Linked DNA regions of Homo sapiens: region 2 is linked to region 1. A link is a contact called in ENCODE Hi-C or POLR2A ChIA-PET data. All regions are on one chromosome and are shown on one strand. The core of a region is the stretch at or near the end of the contact, and the rest is flanking DNA. Distances in the headings are between cores, read along the strand shown.

Region 1 (7,393 bases), core at 2,535-5,034:
CTCTCCCCACCCCCAGAAATGAGTTCCGGTGGATTCCCGCATTGACTCCGCCCCCGCCTCAGCTCGCGGTTCCGTTTGCCTCATCCGCTGCCACCCTGCCCCGAAGGGCGGGGTTGGGGGCCGGTGAGGCCGGGAGAGAAGGCGGGGAGTCGGGGTGGGGAGAGAAGAGGGCTATCCTGCGGAGCTTCGAGGGTAGTGGCCCGTGTACTCACTCCCTCTCTAGGCCTCGGTTTTCCCATCTGTACAGTGGGACCTAAGCCGTTTCCGAACCCTTGCAATTGACGGGTGCGCCGGGGAGGGGTGAAGGGCGGGGGCGGGGGGGGTGCTGTGGAGGAAATGCGCTCACCTGCGAGTCTTTCAGGCCCAGCTTGGCCGCCAGCTTCTTGCGGTCGGGCTTGCTGATGTACTTCTGCTTCTGGAACATCTTCTCCAGCGCCTTCCGCTGCACGTCGGAGAAGACTGCTCGACGCAGCATGCCCCGCCGAGGCTTCCCGCGCGCGGCCAGCGGCCAGGAGAAGGTCCCGGGGATGGGCACCACGCTGGAGGAAGCTGCAGGGTGGGGGGAGGTGGCGAGTGAGTGGGCGTACGCCCCCCAGTCCCAACACGGCTCTCCCTGGCTTTTTGCTCTGATCCCTTCATCTCTTTAAAACGCTCCTTTTTCTCCCCCTGGAGAATAGGCCACGAACCTACAAACCTGCGAGAGTGAAAGGCGCTTTCCGCCCAAACAACTTTCCCTTTCAACCGTGCAAACCCGGATTAGGTAAAACCACGGAAACAGAGAAAACAGCCCCCACAATAGCCTGTTTCGTTTTTCCATTCAGTGGACTTAGGGAAACAAACCTGCGTACATCAACTAAAACAGCAATAGAAAAAATAAATTACTAAAATAAAAATAAAATATCCAGCCGAGGCCACTGTGTTTCTCCCCTAAGCTTTTATCATTTCAGTGGCTTTTGCATTCTTTAGATGAAAATGAGGTGCTTTACTATTTTGATAAAGAGGGAAAAATCCGATTTAGATTTTTTGAAAAATCCAATAAGTATTCATCTTTTTTATATTAATCCTTCCTCCCCTCCCCCACGAAACGTAAAGAATTCGGCCCGAATACATGAAAAGTGGCAGCTAATTAGCACATTGACTGCTTCCCAATGGGTATTGGTATGATAAAAGGGGGGAGAGTTTTGCTTTAAGCGAAAGAAAAAAACAAAACAAAAAGAAACAGAGACTCTAATGAAGCGTGAATGGTAATTGTGTAGTAATGAACTAACAGAAAAAGACTGAGGACAAGCAGCGAAAGCCATATATTACTGGGACAAAAGAGATTTACACTTTCAAACTAAACACAACTGCAGGCCAAGACCATTGGGAGAATACTGATGGCAGAAGCTTCTCTTCCCCGAATCGTTTTCATTAAATGGACATGAAAAGCTATTTATAAAGCTCGGGTTGTTTTTGTTAGAGCATTGAGATGAGGGAGAAAGGGAGCAAATTCCATTATTAGCAGCAGTGTGAATGGTGGTGGTGGTGGTGGTGGTGGTGGTGGTGGTGGTGCTGGGGGGTGGGGGGAGGGCGAATTATCTCTCCCCTTTAAAAAATCAATTGCTTGTTTCTTTTGCTGATATTTGGGAGTGCTGTCGTGATTTTACCCATCCCCCGCAGGCCATACCCAGTTTTTCTTCTCTGTATAGGGACTCTCCTGCCTCCTTTTTAGTTTTGACCAGTGGCAGAGTTTTTGAGCCATAGTTTGAATCATCAGTGAGGTTACAGGAAGAAAACCTGGTGGAAGCTGCCTAAGGTGTTGCTGTTTTAGGCTGGGACACAATTATGGGCTTTCTTCTAACTGCTTCTTATTTTGCAAGATCAACGGTATTTTATAATACAGGGTGGGAAAGGAGTATGAGAAGGGGTTTGGAAATCAGGCTGGAAATAGGTTGGGATTGGGGGAGGATCTAATCCCCCTCCCCCTGGGCGACCCTAGGCATCCCACACAAGAGGGCACCCCATGTGGTCTTGTGAAAAGCCCGAAGCCCTGAATGAGTCTTAAAGAGAAATTAGCCCCGGCTGGTAGGTGTCTCTCGGCGGCGTGGAGGGACTAGGGCCGGTCTGTGTGTGGCTGCCCGGAGGAGCTGACCAATTGGTCATGGTGCTGAAACCTTTGTGGGGAATCGTGGCCAAGTGCACTGACTCTGTGGGAAAACGGCGGCGTGAAGGGATGCCAACAGCTCCTCGCCGGGAAGGGAACCGCCTCAAATTGGGACCATGACAATTCCTGCTAATTTGTAGAGCAGGGAATTGGTGCAAAGTGTCAAGCAGTCACTGCTTGTGCTCAATAGGGCATCAAATTGGCGCGACGGATTCATGAATGTTATACGCCTCGCAACCTCTGAACCAGAGCATAACCCCGAGGGGTGGACGGAGAAATACGGCTTCGGAGCAGGGAGCGATGGGCCGGGGCTGGGGCGCCGCCCTGCCTCGCGCAAAGAAGGGGGACGAGACCTACCTGGGAAATAAGAAGATCTGATGAAAGGCTGAAAAGACCCTTCGAAGTAGGGAAAGGCGAAGGTCTTGGGAGGGACGCTCTGGAGCAAGGCTGGGGATGTTTCTGGTGGGCGATGGAGGGGGGACAGAAGGAGAGAGGGAGACAGAAAGAATCTGATTACGTACTTGCCTATTGTATAGCACACTGAACACACGATATAATTAGCCCTTCATCTGGTTTCAAAGACATCTTTCTTATACGTTGACAGGGTAAAATAAATCTTCCCAACATTGTCTTATCTGTAAAACTCTTTTCTTTCTCCCCAACGTAATTCTCTGCGCCGTCCCACTCTACCCCAATCTCCATCCTAGGCACTAACGAGATAGGACTGAGTGGGGAGGAAAGAAATTGCAGATTTATAATATTTGCTAATCCAATAAATATATCATATTGAGTTTAAAAAAAAAAACTGTCTCCTAGAAGCTCGAAGGCAGAAACGCAGACGTCCAGGAGCGTGCGCTCAGCGTTACTGCACCAGATGACTGCGCACAGTCTCCGACTGCGTGTGCTCAAGTTCACTCCGAGGATGGGGCGAGCCTGGAGGCTTTTCTTCCCCGGAATTGACTGGACTATTCTCACATTGCCTGACGTAGGGTCTCAGAGTTCGTGCGTATTGTGTGTGCACCGATGTGTGTGTGGGGGCCCGCTCGCTAGAGGAAACTGAGGCCAGGATGACTCCGCGCATGCCTAGTACCTGAATGGGCCCTTAGGGTTCTGACCTCGCTTACCTGTTCTGGGCCCCGAGGAGAGGATGGCGTTCACTCCAAACTTCAGAAACGTCGTCTCGCTGGCAGGGGAGAAGGCAGTCGGCGGAGAGCCGCCCCGTCGGCTGCCGGGACCCGGGGAGCCCAGGTCCGAGGCCCCCGTGTCGGTGAGGGCCGTGGGGGCCCCCTGCCTGGGCGGCGACATGCTGGCGGTGGGCACGCTGCGGGGCAGGTAGGCGGGGGGTCGGCTGATGCGGATCAGATCCTCCACCAGGAAGCTGGAGTGGCCGGAAAATGCCGACTGCAAGGACTGGGGCAGCGTCAAGGTGGGCGTGGGCCGCAGGAGGCTAGGGTACCCGGCGGGGGGCGCGAGGAGGCCGGGGAACATCATGGTAGGCGCGGGCGGGCGAAATAACCCTTCTTTCAGTGGCCGGAGGGTAAACGCCTCGCTTCCCGCCCCTCCCGCCCCCACAGTGTCCTCTCTCTTGGGCTTAGCAAACGTCTCCAAGTAACAATCCCACTTGGGCGTCTGCGAGTCCTCCGTGGTCCTCTCGTCGAGGTGATGGTTTTATAGTGGCCCGCCCGCTAAAGCACTTTGAAAAGTGACAGCTCTGACAATGAAGTTCAACAAAGTTCTCCACTCGAGCTTCATTCGCCGGAGGCTCTGGACTCTCTGATTGGCGCAGGGGTGCAATTTATGATTGGATTAGTCTTCATAAGCATGGCCCGCACAATGGGCCGGCAACAAAGGCCCGCGCGCATCAATTTTGCATATCGACCGCCTCTTTGCAATACAGTGCGCCCCCAAAGCTCTCGCCAAAGGTTTTTGTTCCGAAGCAACACCCGGGCTAATTAAATGCCTATTTAGAAGTTTCAGATGACATCTTGCCTCATAGAAAAGGAATTATTTAAAGAACCCACTAAATTTATTTGCAGCTCCCCTGCTAAGCCTGGAAAATAAATCAATAAATATTCATAGAAATACATCTTCAGGCTATCAGCAAAGTTGCCCTCCCTCTTGTGGGGGTAGGGCAATGAAAAGTTTCAAGTCAGTGGACATGAAAATATACTCCCTTTCCGGTCTCTAGCCCTATCCGTTACTCCAGCTGAAGCATAAAGCAAATGTAGGGGTGAGTGAAATCAGTGTTAGAAGTCCCATTCTGACGACTCAGGGAAACTTGGAAACGGATGCTTTGGGGCCACTGGATGTGTGTCCGTAAGAGTGGGGAGAGGTCTGGAGTTATTTCATTTCGGGAGACTGGTTGAGTTTGAGCGTTGGTGGATACCTGAAAAGTAAAACGAGTCTCCTTCAAATTCCCAGCAACTTGGAAAACGATTTTCTCTAGGAGTTTCTGCAAGGGGCTGTCCGCACCTCACCTTGCGGGAGGAGCGGAGGAGAGCGGCGCTGGGCTGCCGAGCGGCAGGATTCCGCTTGCAAAGAGCTTAGGCTGACCGGAAACTGCCTCGGGCAAGGGTATCCAAAGGCTGTGAGTGCTATGCTGGCCGTTCTCCAAACACAGGGAGCTCTCGGCAGTTTAAGTTGAAACTCACAGCCCTGACATTTTAAGCCATAGCAGCGAAGGTCCAGACGTCGTCTGGAGAGAACCCTACCACTTGCGGGGCCCTTAACTTGGCCCAAGGTTTGGCAGCTTCTTAATTAACTACAACGCACAAACGCGTGAAAACCAGAGGGAAGGGATGCGGTTCCCAAGAATGTTGGTCCACTCCGGGAAAGCCTCCCCTGAATGTGGGGCTTCAAAGGAGAATCTTCCTGGAGACAGTCCCTTCGCTTTCCTCTGGTTGGGGCTGAGGTGGTACTAAGACTCGATTCCCCCCATTTCTCTGTTCGGCGAGATAACAGATGTGTTAAATGTCCCATTCATCTCTTTAGTGTGGCTGAACCTCCCCAAAGAGAAGTGTGCAGCCCCGCCAGGCCGCCCTGATCCTATTAACCATGAACTAACTGTCACCTTCAGCTGGTTTTCCTTTTTGCTTTTTAACACAAAGCTTTCTCAAAAATCTTATTAACCAGCTTTATTTCTCTCGATGGTTTTGTTCGGGGTGTTTTGTGTTGATGATCTCCATGTCGCTGCTTTAACCATTCAATAAAAGTGCATCTGCGATTTATATCACATTAAACCAGAAACGGAGCCGGCTAAAACTCTCCCTTGATTCAAATTAAAAAGTTATTTAGGGCCCAGCTCCAGAGGCGAATTAATGCTAGAAGATGACGTAAGTGCGGAGTTTCTGAGCCCAAGACCGCTCATGCTCATGGGCAGCGGGAGAAAACCAATCAGGAAAGAAACAACTTTTAAATAAGGGGCTATTTAAATATGGGAAGCGCCTTGCTGGAGTTAATTGGAGTCCCCTGGAAACGGAAGAAGGAGATCTGTCGAAGAACGTCAAAAGTTCCTTTTTGAAGTTTGCAATAAAATAGGTGAGAAAAGCATAAGCTATCTGAACACCTGCACTTTAACCTTGCCATGAGACAGTTTCCCATTGCAATAAGACTGGCTCTCTCCCTTCCTCTCCCTTACTTTTTTCCTCAGGCCCACCTCCCTCCTTCTCCCACTCCCTTTCCCTCTGCCCCCCACCCCTTTTTCTCCCCGAGTCTTAAGGACTTGGGCAATTGCCAGTTCCCAGAAGGACGCGCCGGGGGCTTCAGGATGTTTGATTCCCTACCGGTGAAGCGCTTGTCCAAGTCTTCCGGATGATCAGAATAGAGTCTATATTTGCCAAAATCAACTTGGATTTTGTTTTTTTTTGGAGGGGGGAACGGTAAGAACTTGAAGCCAGCGTGAGCCCTTCCCAGCTCCTCCTTCCCTGTTGGGGCATTTGCCGGGGTGTAGTTTTCACCGTTTCCTGTCCGTCGACAGGCTTCATGCCACCCCTAGCCCCCACCCCAAGCCCCAGCCATTCTGCCTCACTATAGACTAACTGCTACTAACTTCTCGGCTTTTAAAAGTCTACCCTGCCATTTTTTGGAGGGTGGATCAACCCCTTGCTGCGATCCACGTGGACCCTGCTTCCTGGGGTCGGTCTCCACAGCCTCCTAAAGAATTCCTAAAGCGCCAAAGAGGAAAAGTGAGGGCGGGGGCGAGGGGGCGAGGGCTGGCCGCCCGTGAAAGGAAAAATAAATCCTAAGGAAGCAAGAAATCGGACGAAAGGATCTTACTTTAAGTGATCTCCTTGAACGCGTCTTTTCAAACTCCGCGATAGCCCAAGGAGCTGCGCGGCGCGGCGGCTGCGGCTAAGACCTGTGACTAATGCCATTTGACCTGAGCCCATGGGGTTTTGTGCGTCCTGCCATTCACTGTTATGTCGTTATCTTCAAGTTTATTTCGGAGAAATCACTCGCGTTCTTTGTCTCAAGGCTGAGCTTTCTGTCTATTTCTCTTTCAAGAGAAAAGAAGACGGGAGGGGAAAAGAGAGAATCGGAGTCCCTGGTTTGGGGTTTAAGGTCCTTGCCTACGCTGCGGGGGAGGCCGCAGCAGATCCGGCTGGGGCTCCCCGGGCCTAGGTGGCCAAAGCTGCCGAAACCTGCCTTGGATAGTAGAAAGAGCGTGTCGGAACGCACTCTGGGGGTTTCGTTCCCCCCGCGCAGGGGAGAGCGAGCATGTTCCTGCCCCGGGCGCCGTGCGGTCGCAGCAGCAGCGCGGCCCTCTCCAGTGCGAGCCGTGCCTGGAATGTCTCGGGTAAGCGAAGGGCCAGCAAGCGAGGCGAAACGGACACTATAAAGCAGAGAGTGGTGTGAGCTTCCCCGCCCTCTGAAAAGATGGCAAGTCTCCGTTTCGGGAAGGCTGCAACGCTAAGGTCACCCTTTGCAGGCTTCGGACCCCCAGTCCTCCATGCTCCCTGCCGGAGCAGCCAACAGAGTGAGAGCGCATTTTGGAAAGATTGGCCGGATGCCGGGCGGCGACAGGGAAAAGCGCCCGACGCCTGGCTTTGGGGTGGGGGGTGTGGGGAGGGGGGGCAGGGAGCTAACGGGCGAGGCGAAGGAGGAGGGCTGCGAGGCTCGGACTGAAAGAGCTTTCCTACCGCCCCAGCCCCTCTTCGCAAGCCTCTCTTTTAAGACAGCTCTAAGGGGTTCACCTTCAGAATAGGCCACTAGGAGCTACCGCTGCCCCAGCTCTTTCTAGTGTCTCCCCCC
Region 2 (6,678 bases), core at 205-2,704, 510 kb after region 1:
TTTGGTGAACTTCACTGGGGCTCCTGGGGTCAAAGTTGTGTAGGGGTTAAGGATATAGGAAGTGAAAGTGGGTGCAAGTGAGAAGGGCACGTTCTTATTAGTGAAGAGGATTCTGAAACGTTGGAATTGGTTTCCAGGAAACGAGGGACGGCTGTTCTGAGGTTTCCTTGGACTCCTCTGGGATCCCTGTTGTGAATATCAAAGGAGTACTGCTGGTGAGGGGGAGCGGGGGCTTCAGAGAGAGTGGGAAGACTGAGCAAGCTAAGTGGAGTTCATTTGGTATAAATCAGAGGCTGTCATTTCAGATTTCATGACTCTACATATCCAGTTATAAATAACGTTCCTAGGTGTTAGTAGGACAAATAGGAAGTGGGACAGAAGTCTTAAATTTGGGGGATCTTCATAGGGAAGGTCAGGTCCTGAAAGGGTCGCATAGAGGGGAGAGGACCCATTCTCTTCTTGCCGGCAAGTAGAAAACAAAGCCCAGCCCAGCTTTTCTCTCCAGAGAATGTTGTGGTGGGAGAGGGAAAAGAAGGTGGAGGTCCCGGAGGAATTGCACATGGGGCCAAAATGTGACTATGAAAGAAGAGTGGGCTTTTGATAATACCATTAAGAAAATCACGCAAGAAAGAAAAAAAGATGGTTAGGAATTACCCCTATGTGGCAGCATCTGCCCTGCAGAATGAGAAGGTTTGCAAATAGACTTCCCAAACCCCAACCACAGCTCGCTCCGCCTCGAGGACCCCTTTTCTGCACCCCCACCTCAGCGCCCTCTTCCTGCACCCACAAAGAGAGTACTCAGTCATAGGGGTTCAACAGGAGAGAGGAGACAGAAGGTACAGGCGGTGAGCAGGGACTCAGCCATCATCCCCCTCAGGTCCCTCCCCACCCAGTTGACAGAGCGAATCCCGAGTAATTGTTTTCCGAGGGGGTCCGTGCGCGCTCGGTGGCGCCGCCTCGGTCTGGGTTCCCCCGAGGAAAAATACCCACCCGCGAGGGCTCGGCGGCTTTTCGACTCGGCGGGGATGAACTGTGGCAACTTCGGCAGCCCCCACCGCGGTGCGGAAGTAAAGAGGGCAACATTGGCGACTGCGGCTCGGAGGGGCTGGAGCGCGTGAAGCCGTGGGGGCGCCGTGCGCCTCCCGCTCTCTCGTTTCGGCCGCAGGTCCTGGGACTCCGACTTCGGTGCTCCGGGTGATAGCGGCTGCGGCGCCTGCAGTCCAGATCCTCGCAGTTCTGCGGGCGAAGGAGGCGAACGGAATCGGCCCCCAGTGGGGAGCGCAACAAGCCACAGTAGCCAAACCCCGCGCTCCTGCCCGGGCTCCCAGACGAACGCAGCCGCAGCGGGGGGCCGGGCCCCGAGCCCCACGCCGCCGCCGCCGCGCCAGCGGTGGGGGGCGGGCTGGGGGCGGGGCGGCCGGGGCTGCCTTCCCGGGCGCATATGCGAGCGCAGCACCCGGCGCTGCCGAGCCACCTCCCCCGCCGCCCGCTAGCAAGTTTGGCGGCTCCAAGCCAGGCGCGCCTCAGGATCCAGGCTCATTTGCTTCCACCTAGCTTCGGTGCCCCCTGCTAGGCGGGGACCCTCGAGAGCGATGCCGATGGATTTGATTTTAGTTGTGTGGTTCTGTGTGTGCACTGCCAGGACAGGTAAGCATGACTGTGGCGGTTAGAGGGATCCGGGAAATGGGGGTGCCCACAGACCACGGCGGCGTGGGGAGACCTGGAGCCGAGCTTTGCGCTGGTCTGGGGAACGGCGGTAGCGTGGACCGGTTCCTGGGATCTCTTTGCCCTGCTCGGAGTGACAGGGTGAAAATAGGGACTCACGGGCTTGAAGATGTCCCCGTTGAGTGCCCCTTCTCAGGGGACCCGGCCTCAGGGGCGCAGGAGTGAGGGGCGCGGCCGAGTAGGCGCACCCTCTTGCTGCTAGTAACCGGCTTTCCGTCCCAGGGAGTCGAAACCCGCAGCAGGGCGGGCCCGCGTGCCCCGAGTTCCCGAACTTGTAAGGTGCTGTGGAAACCACTCTCGCCGACCCCCGCCAGGCTGGGAAGGGGTAGCTGCGGGAGTCGCACCCGCAGAGGGAGCGCTTCCGGCTGGCGGGCGCGGCCGGGGCCCGGGAGGGCGCGGTGCGGCGAGGGCAGAGAGCTGCGGGAGAACCCTGGGATCCCGCGATCTCCTCCTGTGCCTTCCTGACTACCCAGGAGAACTCCAGGAGTATTCTCCTCCGCCTGTCTTTGCTCCCAAGGGCTGGGCGAACAATTATCTGAGGGAAATAGAGCAGTGGAGACAATCTGGGGAAATTTTCTCAAGCTCAAACCAGTTTTCTCTTGCCATAATCGCAGGGTTCCGTGTGGGGAGGGGGGAGCAAGGATGACGCTTGATTGTCTGAAGTCCCCACTTCGTTCTGCCTCCGGAGACGCAGTTGTGAGGACTCTCAGCGCATCTTCTTCCTTCTGCTTCCACCGGCTCCCTTGCCCAAAAGTCCCCTGGGGTTCGGAGACTGGCTTGCAGCCGCCTTCTTCAAAGAGCTAGTAGTAGATGCGGGGAGACTGGGGTGAGGTGAGGTGGGGTGAGATGTAGGAAATTGGCAAAAATAGGGCCTGTCAACTGGGGGGAGTGTCGGAGGTTTGCAATCCTACCCAGCCATCCTCCGTACGCGCTGCACCCCAGAATCTGTGTGGTCATTCCCTTTCCCTTTATTCTCCCCCCTTTACCATCCTTATTTCCTTCTTTAGAGGCGTGGCCTTCTCTCTAGGCCAAAGAGCAAGTTCATCTGGAGAGGGCTAAGAAGGGGCGTCTGCACTTGGTTGGCTCAAAAGTTCCCTCCGCTTGCGCCCAGGCGCCCCTCTTTGGCAGTTAGCCCGCTGGAAGATCTAGCGTCTAGGAGCTTTCAGAGGGCCCTTCCCACTTCCCCAGGACTGAGCAGGCAGCGGCTTTCGTCTGGTTAAGAATGTTGAATATGGATTTCTCAAGGGACAAAAGAAACCTCCCATTCCGTTCCTTACCTCTATCCGAGCTTCCCAGGCTGCGGAGACGCCAAGGCTCAGTCTAGCTTAGAATAGTTGCTTCTTGAGTTCAGGCCCATCCGGATGGGTTAGTCTTTTAAAACCAGGACACGCTGAAGGAGTGCGCGCACCCCAGGAAGATCAGGACAGGCAAGACTAGTGCAGAGCGTGGGCTACTGGCTCTGAGCGCGAGAGTCTGGTGCTCGTGGACATCTTACAGAGGAACCGCAGACAGGAAGAAGCTAGGTAGGGAGGGGGCAACCCGTTAGTGAGTTCACATCCCTAAGTGCACATCACTACGGAATATGCCTAAATCCTTTGTTCTCATTACTCCTTTGAAAAGTCGCCAAAGTACCCTTATCACGGAATGGAACGTGTTTCAGGGTTCATTGCTTGTGGAAGGGGTCTTTAAGAACAGGTATTTTCCCTCTTTCCACTTCCAATCCCCTTTAAATCTTGTAAAAATTTCGTTGTAGGGGAAGATTCATTCATGTCTTTACTCATTCAACAAACGATGTCTTGCTGGGTGCCAGGATTTCTTATGCAAAGAGGAAATGACAGTCCTTGACTTCTAGGAACTTAAAGCTCAGCTGGGAATCTAGATAGAAACTGGCAGGCATTTTAATTTTACAGATTGATGGGGGGGGTGGTGGAGAGGTAGGAGTATAAGTTTGTATTAAGGAAATGTGGAGGAGAGACAGTTTGAATTAATTCTAGGGAGGAGTGGTGGTCAGGGATTTGAGAGATGTACCTTCAAGGCTTTCTAGGGAGTTTTCCAGGTGGACAAAGTGGGAAGGCATTCTTGGCAGAGGGAGCAGATTCAGCAAAGGCAGGGAAGCATGGAAGGATCTGACCCACTGGTTGTGGCTGTTGCCTAGGGAGCTTGGGTTCTCAATGTCACTTGGCACTATTTGAACACTAGAGGCCGCATATTTCTTCTACACACATTATCGGAAGAATCAGAGAGACGGGGGAATTACCTCTCAATTTGTACACTTAAAGTATCTTGTAGCTTGAGAGGGTATAAGCGGTAGCTTTCTGGAGGCAGCCCTCTGATTCTGTGCAGAAATCATTTCCACATCATCCATCCACCCTCTTCTTAGGTAACAAAGGCTGGCTTGTGATTATCAGCATCCAAACAGCTGCGTTGAAAGTTTCTTTGTCAAGTGGGACAATTGTTGTCTGGGCTGTTAACAGTCCTAGATGAAATAAACATGTGGTTCACTTAGTGAGCTGCTCAGATATCACCGGCTTTTAATGGAACTGAGTAGATGATATCAGGCACATTTTAATTAAAGCAAGACTGCAGTGCAGACACAGTTGCATATGAAAAGATCTAATGATAGGTGTCATGAGGAGCTGCTTAAATCTGCCTTGTTCAGAGAACTTGTTTTAGAGTGCAAAGTGGAGTCAAGACGGGAGGTGCCATTCTCCAGTTCTTGTTATTTCTGGTTGAGAAATAATTCAGAGATTTTCAGGTACATCACTAATAATGAAAATTTAGAAGGCTACAATAATAGCAGTAATAACACACTATCTCTATGAGTTTTCACCAATGCTTTGGCAGTGTGAATAATTGAAAACTCAATAATTATTCCCACATTGCTTTCCAGTTTGTTTTGGTCACCAGGGCAGAGGGTGAAGGGAGTACCTACACCTGCAAAGCCCCTACTGACCAAGTGAATGTCTTTTGCTGCCACCTGCTGGAAAGGAGAGAATTTTTTTTTTTTTTTTTGAGATGGAGTTTTGCTCTTGTTGCCCAGGCTGGAGTGCAGCGACATGATCTCGGCTCACCACAACCTCTGCCTCCTGGGTTTAAGTGATTCTCCTGCCTCAGCCCCCCCCCCCCCCCCCGAGTAGCTGGGATTACAGGCATGCACCACCACGCCTAGCTAATTTTGTATTTTTAGTAGAGATGGAGTTTCTTCATATTGGTCAGGCTGGTCTCGAACTCCTGACCTCAGGTGATCTGCCCGCCTCGGCTTCCCAAAGTGCTGAGATTACAGGTGTGAGCCACTGCGCCTGGCCAAGAGATTTTCTTTTGGAAGGAACTCTCAGGTGGATCATTAATTATGAATTGAATAATGGAACTGTGAACATGAGCCCCCAGCCTCCAAGGATCATGGAAAATACTGGCCAGCTTGGAACAGGCATAGAGCATATTCTTCAAGAAAATTGCTTTTGGGGTATTAAGGACCTTCGTAGGTGCCCAGGGGCCCAAACCTGATTAAGTGGTTGTGAAATTCTGTGGTTAAATGAGCTCTTGGAGCATTTTTTTAGTCTGCATGGTCCAGAGGAAAACAGCTTCCACCATGGACAATGAGCAGGAGTAAATTTAAAGTCAGCCAGACCCAGGAGGATTTGCTGGAAAGCCTATGTCTGGGACCCCAAAGGTGAACTGAGTGGGCTGTGGGCCCGAGCATTCCCTGGGTGGGGGTGAGGAGCAGCCAATAGCAGCAGTAGCAGCAGGTATCTTTGTTAGGGTGGAGTTTCTGAATCCTAGTCAGGCCTCAAGTGCCTCTGTGACATTGACATGCTGCCTTCCAGGTTTTTAAAATATTTCTTCCCCAGGAGCTTTTCATCTTGCTTAATTGTAATTCCCAATTTTAGCCATTTGTAGAGCCGTTATGTCCAAAGTAGAGAACTTTAATTGAGTTTCCTAGGAAAGGGCAGGAGCTCCATGCTTGGACAAGAAGCAGAAACAATACATTTTTTTTTTTTATGAGACCACACTCACACTACATAAGGTTCAAGACAGCCCATGTCAATGCTGCCTTATTAATAGGTTTTCTGATTCCCTAGGCAGTATGCAAAATGCTATCCTTTATACATCCTGCTATGGGCACGAGGCATTTTCATCCTGGTGGGGACCAATTAAAGGCAGAGAAGAAAACTATCCAGAAGCCTAATTGATTTCTCTTTTTTTGGCTCTGTTTTTATGAGGTGTTTTCATAATAAAAGCAATACACTTATCTTAAAGCCAGAGAAGCTCCTTCACTTTTGAGTTGCGGGCAGGGAGTTGGGGAGCGAATATACATGTCATATATGGATTTTACTAGCAAACCCAGCGTGAGAGGCCCTTCTAAGTCACTTGGGCATGGATAAGGGCTGGGAGGAAAGGGGCCATCTGTACCTTTTTTATGATTCCAGTGGAATTGAGGACCAGGGAGCTGGAGTGGTCTGGAGAACTGGTCTTATTAAAGACAGATGAAACAACCCCCAGCTGGGCACCACCTATGTGCCAGATGGAGCTGTTGAAGTGTGAATATAGTTTCCCCGAGTCCTCATGAGTCTGGTGTAACAGGTACCAGTATCTTTTTACACACGGTAACCCAAAACATGAAATTTCCTACAGCAGAAGATATGAAGCCACCCGTGTTATCGCTGATATGGAGAACTAGAGTTCTGAAGTCTCTGCTTCAGCAATCCCTTCAGGGAGGCAGGTATTAACGTTCCTATTTTATGGATGAGGAAACTGAGGCTTGATAAATGAATGCTTTTCTTAAGGGCACAGGGTTAGTAGAGGGAAGAGACTGGACTGAAACTGGATCTCAGTTTAGTGTTGTTTCCACAATACTTTCTGGATTGAGGGCACTGTGTTCTCATTTGGGGGTGGGGATTCAAGGATACCATTGGGGTGTTCTGCTAGTTCTACAGAGTTTGTTTGGGTGGTTGA

The links. Hi-C counts contacts between places; a loop is a spot of excess contacts on that map. ChIA-PET counts read pairs that join two places held with the same protein, here RNA polymerase II (POLR2A). Pooled maps may share reads with other maps.
Region 2: a loop to region 1 is called in a pooled map, with 18 times the contacts of the local background. The contact joins the promoter of NELL1 here to the promoter of DBX1 in region 1. A Hi-C loop is called at or near these places in 7 of 37 single-sample maps with no recorded cell type and 8 of 50 pooled maps. POLR2A ChIA-PET finds 5 or more read pairs at or near these places in 1 of 52 experiments (H1).

The regions. Positions count from the first base shown.
Region 1 is chr11:20,156,691-20,164,083 of GRCh38, forward strand. DBX1 (developing brain homeobox 1) reads right to left here and starts at 3,785. Exons shown (of 4, transcript NM_001029865.4): 1 at 3,268-3,785; 2 at 2,501-2,602; 3 at 347-549. The coding sequence starts at 3,634. RefSeq lists enhancers at 1-779, 4,165-4,666, 4,667-5,166, 6,291-6,792.
Region 2 is chr11:20,668,132-20,674,809 of GRCh38, forward strand. NELL1 (neural EGFL like 1) reads left to right here and starts at 1,455. Exons shown (of 20, transcript NM_006157.5): 1 at 1,455-1,647. The coding sequence starts at 1,593.